3 separate regions of the Mus musculus genome follow, and regions 1 and 3 are each linked to region 2. Evidence: chromatin contacts called from ENCODE Hi-C or POLR2A ChIA-PET data. All regions are on one chromosome and are shown on one strand. The core of a region is the stretch at or near the end of the contact, and the rest is flanking DNA. Distances in the headings are between cores, read along the strand shown.

Region 1 (3,087 bases), core at 245-2,744, 36 kb after region 2:
AAAAGTATAACAAACAAACAAAACAACCCATTGAGTATAAACTTATTTCTCTTGGCTTTAAAAATATGCCTAACAGACTTTAAGTTCCCTGGGATGACACATTTATATAAAGTGAGGGTGCCTTCTAAGGCTTACTCTCAAAGGTTAATACCAATGAAGACATGGATAGGAGGAATGAAGGCCTGACAGAAATGGATGAACAAGAAATTCCTCCTGCCTAGGCACAACCATTAAAGCTATCTGACGGGTGAAAGGTACTGCCAGCCTGCCAGGTAAAAGGACCAAGGCACCAGAAACCCTTTCATCACCGTTATTTTCTGGATAACCCTTTCATTAACCATTACTTTCTAGTATATGGAACTGTTTAGGTCCAGTTATAGTTCTCAAGTGAAGATGATAACACAGGAAAAACGCTGCATGTTATGTAAAACTTAAATAGCTGGGCTAAATCTCAAAGAGCTCTTCATGACCCCAGGGCTGGGGACACAGCTCCATAGATAGTTTGAAAAACCAGCACCAAAAGGGTCCCAAGCCACTAGCAGCTATGACAAAAGGAAAAGAAAAATACTATTTAAAAAAGAAAACCCCAAACTTTCGTTTTTTTAGGGGGTTAATTCAGCTCCTAGTTGTATCCTCCTATCATGATGTGTTCCTCCACTGAAAATCACTGAAAGGTGCTTTAGGATCGATTAGCACTGACCAACCTTCCGAGGTCCCCATTTACCGTCCCACGTGGTGCAGACCAGCATCCGTTCCCCCCCAACCCCCCATACTCCGCAGGGCAGGCCACGGGCTGCCCTGCGACACCTGCCCGCAGCTCTGACCCAGCGCAGTACCTCCTGGGCTAGCTGCCCCGGGACCTCCAGCATCCGCACCTCTGCAGCGGTGAGTGACCGCAGCGTGATCAGGAAAACGCCAGGAGGCCGGAGCCACAGGGGCTCGGCGCGATCGCCCCTGGTGACAGTCACACCAGCCAGGAATTGTTCAAAAGGAGAATACGGCGAGAGGCGGCCGGTGGGTGGGGGATGGGACCGCGGACGCGCCGGGTGGAAAGCCGCCGTGCCGGCTGACCCCGCGGTGGGGACGCCGAAGCCACGACCCTCCTGGGCTGCCCGTCCTGGCTTCACCCCAGTCCGCGACGGACGGGAAACGCGGATTCCCAAGGCCACGGCACGCAGGGGGAGAAGGCCGGGGCTGAGGCGAGAGCAGCTCGGGCCCCAGACTCACCCGCCGGCGAAGAGATGAAGCAGCGTGTTCTCTTTCTGCTGAGTGCCCGTCGCCATGGCCGCGCCGGCTCCGCGGCCCGCCGCAGCCGCTCGTGGGACGCGCGAGGTCTTGAGCTCCGCTGGCTTCGCTGCCTTCCTCAGGCAGCCGCCGACGCGCCCATGCGCGCGGGAGGCCCAGGCGCCCGGCTCCCTCCGCGGCGTCGCGCCCGGCCAGTCAGCGGCCTCTGCGGCGCTTTCCAGCCGCTAGGCAGAGAGCCTAGCGCGCGGCCGTCACGTGGCGGAGGCCGGGCCGTGACGTCGCGGGGCGCGGCGCGGCGGAGGTGTGGGCCCGGATCCCGTACGCCTATTGGACGGCAGGTGGATGTGGGCGTGGCGGTCGTGCAACGCGGGGCGGGATCAGGCCCCGAAGGGCTGCTCAGGATAATAAGAGGATGACCAGCAAACTGGTCAAAGCTGCTTGGTCCTTCTCAGAGGCTGGAAACTGAGTGTGTAACCATGCCCTATGCTCCAAACCTCTTCTTCTTTTTCTTCTTTTTAAAATTATGTTTATGTGTGTGTGATTTGTTTTTTTTTAAGACAGTCTTACATTGCAGTCCTGGACTGCCTGGAACTTGCCATGTAGACCAAGCTTGGCCTCAAATTCACATTTTATCCGCCTGCCTCTGCCTCCCAAGTGCTGGGCCTAAAGGCGTGCGCCACCACTACCCAGCACCTTGGAACTTTCTATGTAGACCAAGATAACCTCGAAGTCACATTGATCCTTTTGCCTCTGCCTCTCCAGTGCTGAGATTACCCAGCTGTTTTTTGTGGTTTTTATTGTGTGTTTTTAAGGGATGTCATGGGTTCACACATGCCACTGTCTAATGGTGAAGACCAGAGCACAGCTTGCAGGAGTCAGTTTTGCCTATTCATCATGCAGGTCCCAGGAATTGACTTGTTTTTTGAGACAGGGTTTCTCTGTGTAGTTCTAGGTGTTCTGGAACTTACTGTGTAGACCAAACTGGCCTCAAACTCACAGATCTACCTGCTTCTGCCTCCTGAGTGCTGTGATTGAAGGCATGAGCCACCATGCCTCACGGGTCCCAGGAATTGGACTCAAGTTGTCGGATTTGGCTGCAAGTACATTTACCCTGAGCTCCCGATCTTTTTAAGAATTTCATTCTGTAATATTTCCATGTATAAACATGTATGGTGATTACATATTACATCTCACAGCTCTGAGCTTAAATAGGAAAAAAAAAAAAAAAACACGTCACCTAAACAGCCTGCCCTCCTCTAGCCTACCCTTAGTGTTTTGTGTGTTCTTGATCTTTCTATAAATAGCATTATATTTGGTATGTATTTTGCAGTGTGAATTTTGTACTGTGTGCGCTGATGCTCGGACTTGAGCGACCCAGATCGCTCCTCCCCTTAAATATCCTGGACCACTGCCACAGTGAGCCTGGCATCTTCTTACCTCCAGGTCTGGCTCTTGGCTGGGCTTTGCCTGGTTGCCCTGGCAGCACCCTGATCACATGGCTTCGGTGACTCCATGTGGGCTCGTGTACTCACTCTGTTTTATTCAAACTGTTTGTCCCATTCTGGAATGCAAGCTCCATGGGAGTGGGGGGCCTTGTTTTTACACTTCATGGTTGTTCTTAACAGATTGTTCCTGTCACGGTACCTGCCACCTAGTACTGCCCAGGGAACTAATAAACAAATGTCCTAGATTGAACTGATCATTCTACTCCTCCCCCAAGCCTGCTCAGTCTCTTCTGTTCCCTGCCCTGGTAGTGACTCTATATTCTGCACAGGCACCAAGGCCATTAATGTCAGCTTCTAAACTGACTCATACTCTCTCCCTTCCCCTCCCTCCCTCCCT
Region 2 (3,111 bases), core at 356-2,855:
CACTTGGGAGGCAGAGGAGGTGGATTTCTGAGTTCGAGGCCAGCCTGGTCTACAGAGGGAGTTCCAGGACAGCCAGGGCTACACAGAGAAACCCTGTCTCGAAAAAAACAAGCAAGCAAACAAACAAACAAAAAAAACAACAACAAAAAGAAATACATGTCCCACACACACCTCACCAAGAACTCAGATTCCTGTCTCTAGCAGAGGCAAGGCATTCGTTGGCAGGACAGGAAGGGTGACAGGCAGCCAGTCCTGGCCACAACAAGTCCCACTCTGCTCTTTTGGCCAAATGCCCTGAGCTGGCAGAGGCAGCCAGGAGATGCCTGGCTTTTGGGACAAGCTCTGCTTGGCACATGAACAGACTGCCCAGGCTCCCCTAGGCCCAGGTAACGAGGGACTGCTTTGGGTTGGCTGATCTTAAGCGGTCCCTCTGACTCCCAAAAACTGGGTGGGAACAAGACAGGAAGCTTGGGTTGAGATCTAGAGTCAGGCACTCTCTCAGCCCCCCGGGATGTGGCCCCCTCTTTCAAACACAGCTGACATCCATCCCCTCCTTAGGTGCCGCTGACTCACCTACCTCTAACAACTTTTGCCTGCCCTCTCCTGCAGAAGAAATGCAGGGTTAAGGAGGGCGACCTATCACCCTGATTGCCAGTTCAAACCATAGCTCCTTGTCATCCAGCGACTAGGGTCAAGTCCCGAGCACTGCACATCCCCGGCTGTCCCAAAGAGGCTCCCACGAATGCGTGTATGTTCCTATCCTCGGGAAATGTGATCAGGTGAGCTATTCCTTCACGCTGCTGGAGAAACGACTCCATTCTGGGGTTTGACCACGGCAAGCTTGGAGTACTGGGGTCTGCGTGGTCTCTGAGCCATGACAGGCCAGGGTATTGATCCCAAAGCCCATCCGTGACATGTGTCCAAGGAGTACAGCGTACACCTCTGAGTGGACAAGTTCCTTAAATGTGTGGAGCGCAGGCTCCTGCCTCAGGCTGCTACTGCTCACACGTGCCTTCTAAGTACTCAGCTCCAAGGCTTCTCCGGGGGAAAGCTTACGCGAGGAATGTTATTGCTATCGCATACAGACCATCAAGCGCCAGCTCTCATCCTCCTAACCGATGGGCGGCAGAGGCCCAGCAGGGCAGTCCAGCCAGGAGCACGGGCCTCGAAGGGAGGAGCAAGCAGCAGCCCCCTCCCCCAGCCACGGTCGGCGGCTGCTCCCCGACGAGGCTTTTAGGGGGTGAGGGCAAAGGCGGTGGCGGAGAATGCGTCCCGCATTCGCGAGCAGGCCTGGTCCGCCCCTAGGACTCCGCCGTGGCCTCGCGGGGGCGGGGCGGCGGCCCGGGCCGCGTGCAGCGGGGCGCGCACTCACCTCCGCGCAATCCGGTAGAGCACCACGCCGGCGGCAGCGCACGCCGTGACCCCGAGGCCGCCCGCCAGGCCGGCGGTGGGGCAGCTAGCCAGCAGCGCGCTCACTCCCTCCATGGCTTCCGGGCCGAGTCGGTGGGCAAGGGGCGCGGGCCGCAAAAGAGACTCCCAGCGGCCCGCGCGCTCCAGCTCGCGCCGTGACCTTCGCCGCTTTGTAGCCGGCGCGAGCCCGCCCCTTGACTCGGCGCGCTCCCGCCGCGCAGCCAATCGCGGCGCGGGGCGAGCCTGAGTGGGCGGGGCGCCTACGGAAGCCCTCGGCACTGGCTCGGACGCGCCCCCCAGCGTCCACAGTTGCAAAGCCACTCTCTAGAGCTGGAAGGAGTCCCGCCTGCGCCTGCAGCCTGCGCACGCATGCATTTGCAGGTCCTAGTGCTGCTACCTTAACGCTAATCCTTGCCAATGCTTTCTCCACTTAGTCCTGCTTTCCTGGCGTTGGGCTAAAGTCGGTCTGTGCCGCTTCAGACGCCACAGTGGTTGAAAATTAGCTTGCACAAACACAAACGTCCAAAGACGGAAACGAGGTTAAATAATCACAGGATAGCATGTTTCGGAACATAATGCAGCCATTAGAGTGAATGGCTAAGGTGTGTGTGTGTGTGGGGGGGGATTGGTCCTGAAGGGATTATCCTTTTTTTTTTCTTTAGTCGAATGTAGATGATTTTCATAGTTGCCAAGTTTGATGAAGTCTGTGCACTTCAAATAGATTACCTCGGGGAGTGAGATGGAGGGAAGAGCCACTTACAGGCGTGCTTCAGCATTTACGTGAGCTAAATTAGGGATCAAGAAAAACTCACTGAGGCTTGGTGATGCACGCCTTTAATCCCTGTGGAGGTAGGCGGATTTTTGTAAATTTGAGGTCAGCTTGGACTACACAGTGAGTTCCAGGTCATCAGGCAATCCATGGGCTAGTAGGTAGGTCCTGTCCTAAAACAAAACAAAATAAAACAAAACATCTCTAGCAAGAAATATTTATACCAGGTTGGGCAGATGTTGTGGCACAAGCCTTTGATTTCTTTAAAAAAAAAAAGGTCAAAAAATTATGGGGCATGGTGGTGCACACCTTTAATCTCAGTACTTGGGAGGCAGAGGAAGGCAGATCTCTGTAAGTTCAAGGCCACCCTGGTCTACAGAGCAAGTTCCAGGACAGACAGGACTCTGATACACAGAAAAACCGTGTTTTGAAAAACAAAACAAAAACAAAACAAAAACAAAAATCTAAAAAAAGTTTATCTCTAATTACATACTATGTTTCTGTAGAATACCCCACCAACACACACACACACAATTTTATGAGTGTCTCTTTTTTTTTAAAGATTTATTTATTTATTATATGTAAGTACACTGTAGCTGTCTTCAGACACTCCAGAAGAGGGCATCAAATCTCATTACGGATAGTTGTGAGCCACCATGTGGTTGCTGGGATTTGAACTCAGGACCTTCAGGAAGAGCAGTCGGGTGTTCTTACCTGCTGAGCCATCTCATCAGCCCCTATGAGTGTCTTTAAGATCAAGTTCTCTGTGGGCAATGATGGCTTGAGGGTCACTGTAATAATCTCTCGCTTTTGTTGGCAGCTCACCTGTCCACATGTCACCAGTCAGGAAGGAAGGAGCAGGTTGTGTGCAGGGAATCAATGTAAAAGCCTGGAAGGTGTCGCTTGTACATCAGAGACAAGACCTTTCCCAT
Region 3 (3,081 bases), core at 114-2,613, 62 kb after region 2:
CCAGAATAAACAAACAGGCTCCCGGGAAGTCACATGGGGCTGCCTCTCTCTGCTCCCAGCCTTCCTCCCAGCTAGCCTGGGAGCCATCAGTCCCTTGGGGGTGGGGGAGGCACTGGACTCTTGTTGGTGGGTGGTTCCTGTTGCAGTCACGCACTCTAGGCAACAGGTCTAGTTGTTAGTGAGTCTGAGCAGGGGTAGGACTTGTTTGTCTCATGCTCTGATTTTTCTCTCCACGCCCCTTTCCCCTCAGTGAGAATCTGCACTTGAACAAATCCCAGCTCAAACAATGAATGGGTCAGCATCTGTTTACCACTGCCTGACTTTTATCCCACTATCCCTTGGGACAAATATATCGACCATGAGTATCAAACGTGGGCTCATGGTGTGGGGGATGACCCTTAAAACATCTGCCCCTAACTGTGTCCTTCTTTAGACAGGGGCAGAATGGAGCTTTGTTCTTAATTTACAAGTCAGAAGGAAGTCCTCAGAGAAAGCGCCTTTCAGCACCGTCTCAAGATGGTGCCAGGATTTTCCCATTTACGGGTGGGGGGTGGGGGTGGGGGCTCTTCTACAAAAGAAATCACGAACTATTTTTCATAAAGACCACCCAGGCAGACTTTATAATACAGTTGAAACTTTTAAAAATATTTATTATTTTTAAATTTTTGAGTGCATGGGTGGGTGTGGGGGTGTGGGGTGCATGCACGCACAAAAGCACAATGCAGGTAACTTAGAGGCCAGAAGAGGGCAGATTTCTCAGAGCTGGCATTACGGGTGGTCATGAGTCATTCCTATAGGTGCTGGGAACCAAACAGTAAACCTACCATGTGTTCTAACTGCTGAGTCTCTCTCCAGTCTAGGAATTAATTTTTTTGTGTGGGGTCCAAAAAATGTCAGACTTTTGACCTCTCAGCTCTGAGGAGAGCTGGCTGGGCCAGGTGCAGCTGTCTTTCCTTAGCCTCAGAGGGAAGTGTGTGTGTGTGTGTTTGTGTGTGTAGAAGGCAGAAATTAAGAGTACATGTTTTTTTTTTTTTTCACTCAGTCTTCATATTTTTGAGACAGATTCTCTCATGGAAGTTTAGTAACTTTGTTAGGCTGACTTGCCAGTGAGTTCCAGAAGTCCACGGGTACCAGACCTCTGGCAGTCCTGGGACTCTAGATGTGCATCACATGACCGATGTGTTCACAAGGACATTGGTCATCAGAACGCAAGTCCTCGTGCTGGGCCGCAGGCGCTGCATTGACGGAGCCGGTTCCATGGTCTCTCAGGGGGTTTTTAAACTGAATAGTGATGACTGGTCTCGGGCAGTGGTCAGCCGTTGATGTGTTTACAATGGAAAGGAAGGGAAAGCGGGGAAGCTCTGACTGGCATCAGCGCCGGAGCCAGGGAGAGGTCATCGAAGCTGCAAGCAGCATCCTGGGTAGCCGCACAGGATAGCCGCTAAAGGGCGCTGGGATTGGCTGCTGTACTTCCCTGCCTCTCGGATCTGACCTTGACTCCTCTGTGACTCATTCATATCTCTTTCCACAACACTGCAGGGTCTGAGGACAGTGGCTGGCTGGATCTGGTTTACTTTTTTGTATTCCCAGAAGCAGGATGAAGGATCAGCCCAGTTTCCCAGGAAATGTGTGCGCTGTGGAGGCCGCTTGCTGTGGTCTCTGGGTTGTAGCAGAGCTCAAAGAGCTCAGAGTTAGAGAGAGGTAAGAAGCCGTGAAGGGGGGGGGGGGGCTGGAGAGATGGCTCAGCGGTTAAGAGCTCCAGAGGTCCTGAGTTCAAATCCCAGCTACAACCATCTGTAATGGTATCTGATGCCCTCTTCTGGTGTGTCTGAAGAGAGCTAGTGTGTATTCATAAAACAAAAACAAAACAATAAGAAGCTCTGAGGAGGCTGTGTGTGGGTGGAGGTGTGGGTGTGGGTGGAGGTGGGGGCTCTGCTATGGAGCCCGGAATGCACCCAGATTGCACAGTGTATGGGGTATGGATTCAGTAGGAAGATTAGACCTGCCCTGGTTCAAGCTGGTTCAAGCTGGCAGAGTCAGGGACAAGGCCCAGGTACAGCAGAGCAGTGCATTGTGGCTTAGGCTTTAATGAAATAATGAAAACAGGCCTGTGGAGGGAAAAAGGCGATCCTTCCAGTCACAGGCTCAGCCCAAGGCTAGAAAGTCATTATAGGCTAGGAGTGTCAGCAAAGGGACCCAGCACCACAACTAAGAGGGAGTTTACTAGGCATGTAAGGCTGGCTCAGTATTAGAAAGCCAATTAATAAAATTCACTGTTTGAAGAGACTGAAGAAAGAAAAAGACAAAACAAAACAATAATAAAAAACCAAAAACCAAACCACAAATAAAAAAAAAAAACAAAAACAAAGAACAAACAGACAGAAAACCCAAACCAAAACACCATGTGGCAAAAACACAAACTACATGGGGTAAAATGCTCAGCAACTAAGAGATGGAAAGGAACTTCAACATCATAATAAAAATCCACAGAGCATGGCCGATCCCAGAGTGGAAGACGAGAAGCTGGTGGCTCTCCTGCAGACAGCAGGCACAAGGCCAGCTCATCACTACTGTCTGACACCGTACGGGAAGTTTCAACCAATGCAATAAGACAAGAAAGGGAATAGCATAAAAGATTCCCCCCCTCCTCTTCTTCCTCCTCTTCCTCCCCCCTCCCCCTCCCTCCCCCTCCTCCTCTTCCTCCTCCTCCTCTTCCTCCTCCTCCTCTTCCTCTTCCTCTTCCTCATCCTCCTCCTCCTCCAGTTCCTATAACTAGCAAAAAACTGAATACAGTGAGCATAGAAAGGTTATAAGACAAACATTTGACCTGAAACCGGCAGAAATAAGGGTCCCGAATGAGGTGCTGTGTGTGAGGATCAGGTTAAGAAGCAGAGAAGACACAAAGGCAATACCTGGGGTCAGGAGGATTAAGTATAACATCTTATATACTACTTACAGGGGGGAGAACGGCCAAGCTACAGGTCAGACAGTCTTGGCAAAGAGAACACAGGATGCCTCAGACACAGCTGCCCAAGGACGGATAACTACCTCCCAGGGGGAAGAGTCCAGACCCCAGAAACC

The links. A loop is a pair of places that touch in the nucleus more often than their neighbours do. ChIA-PET counts read pairs that join two places held with the same protein, here RNA polymerase II (POLR2A).
Region 1: POLR2A ChIA-PET joins it to region 2 with 39 read pairs in embryonic stem cell. The contact joins the promoter of Slc25a33 here to the promoter of Tmem201 in region 2. POLR2A ChIA-PET finds 5 or more read pairs at or near these places in 4 of 5 experiments (Patski and embryonic stem cell).
Region 3: a loop to region 2 is called in a map of v-Abl transformed pro-B cells, with 2.4 times the contacts of the local background. The contact joins the enhancer-like site here to the promoter of Tmem201 in region 2. A Hi-C loop is called at or near these places in 2 of 37 maps with a recorded cell type or tissue (both v-Abl transformed pro-B cells). POLR2A ChIA-PET finds 5 or more read pairs at or near these places in 3 of 5 experiments (all embryonic stem cell).

The regions. Positions count from the first base shown.
Region 1 is chr4:149,772,773-149,775,859 of GRCm38, forward strand. It overlaps Slc25a33 (solute carrier family 25, member 33), which reads right to left and starts at 1,495. Exons shown (of 7, transcript NM_027460.2): 1 at 1,228-1,495. The coding sequence starts at 1,283.
Region 2 is chr4:149,736,463-149,739,573 of GRCm38, forward strand. Tmem201 (transmembrane protein 201) reads right to left here and starts at 1,606. Exons shown (of 11, transcript NM_001284270.1): 1 at 1,373-1,606. The coding sequence starts at 1,485.
Region 3 is chr4:149,798,773-149,801,853 of GRCm38, forward strand. It overlaps Gm42354 (a long non-coding RNA gene), which reads left to right. Exons shown (of 3, transcript XR_881588.1): 2 at 1,540-1,701; 3 at 2,959-3,081. Among named protein-coding and RNA genes, the nearest start is that of Gm42354, 9.6 kb to the left of the region's middle. Within about 2 kb of position 1,364, at least 1 of the 3 ENCODE cell types and tissues checked has a DNase peak (open chromatin) inside an H3K27ac peak, as active enhancers do.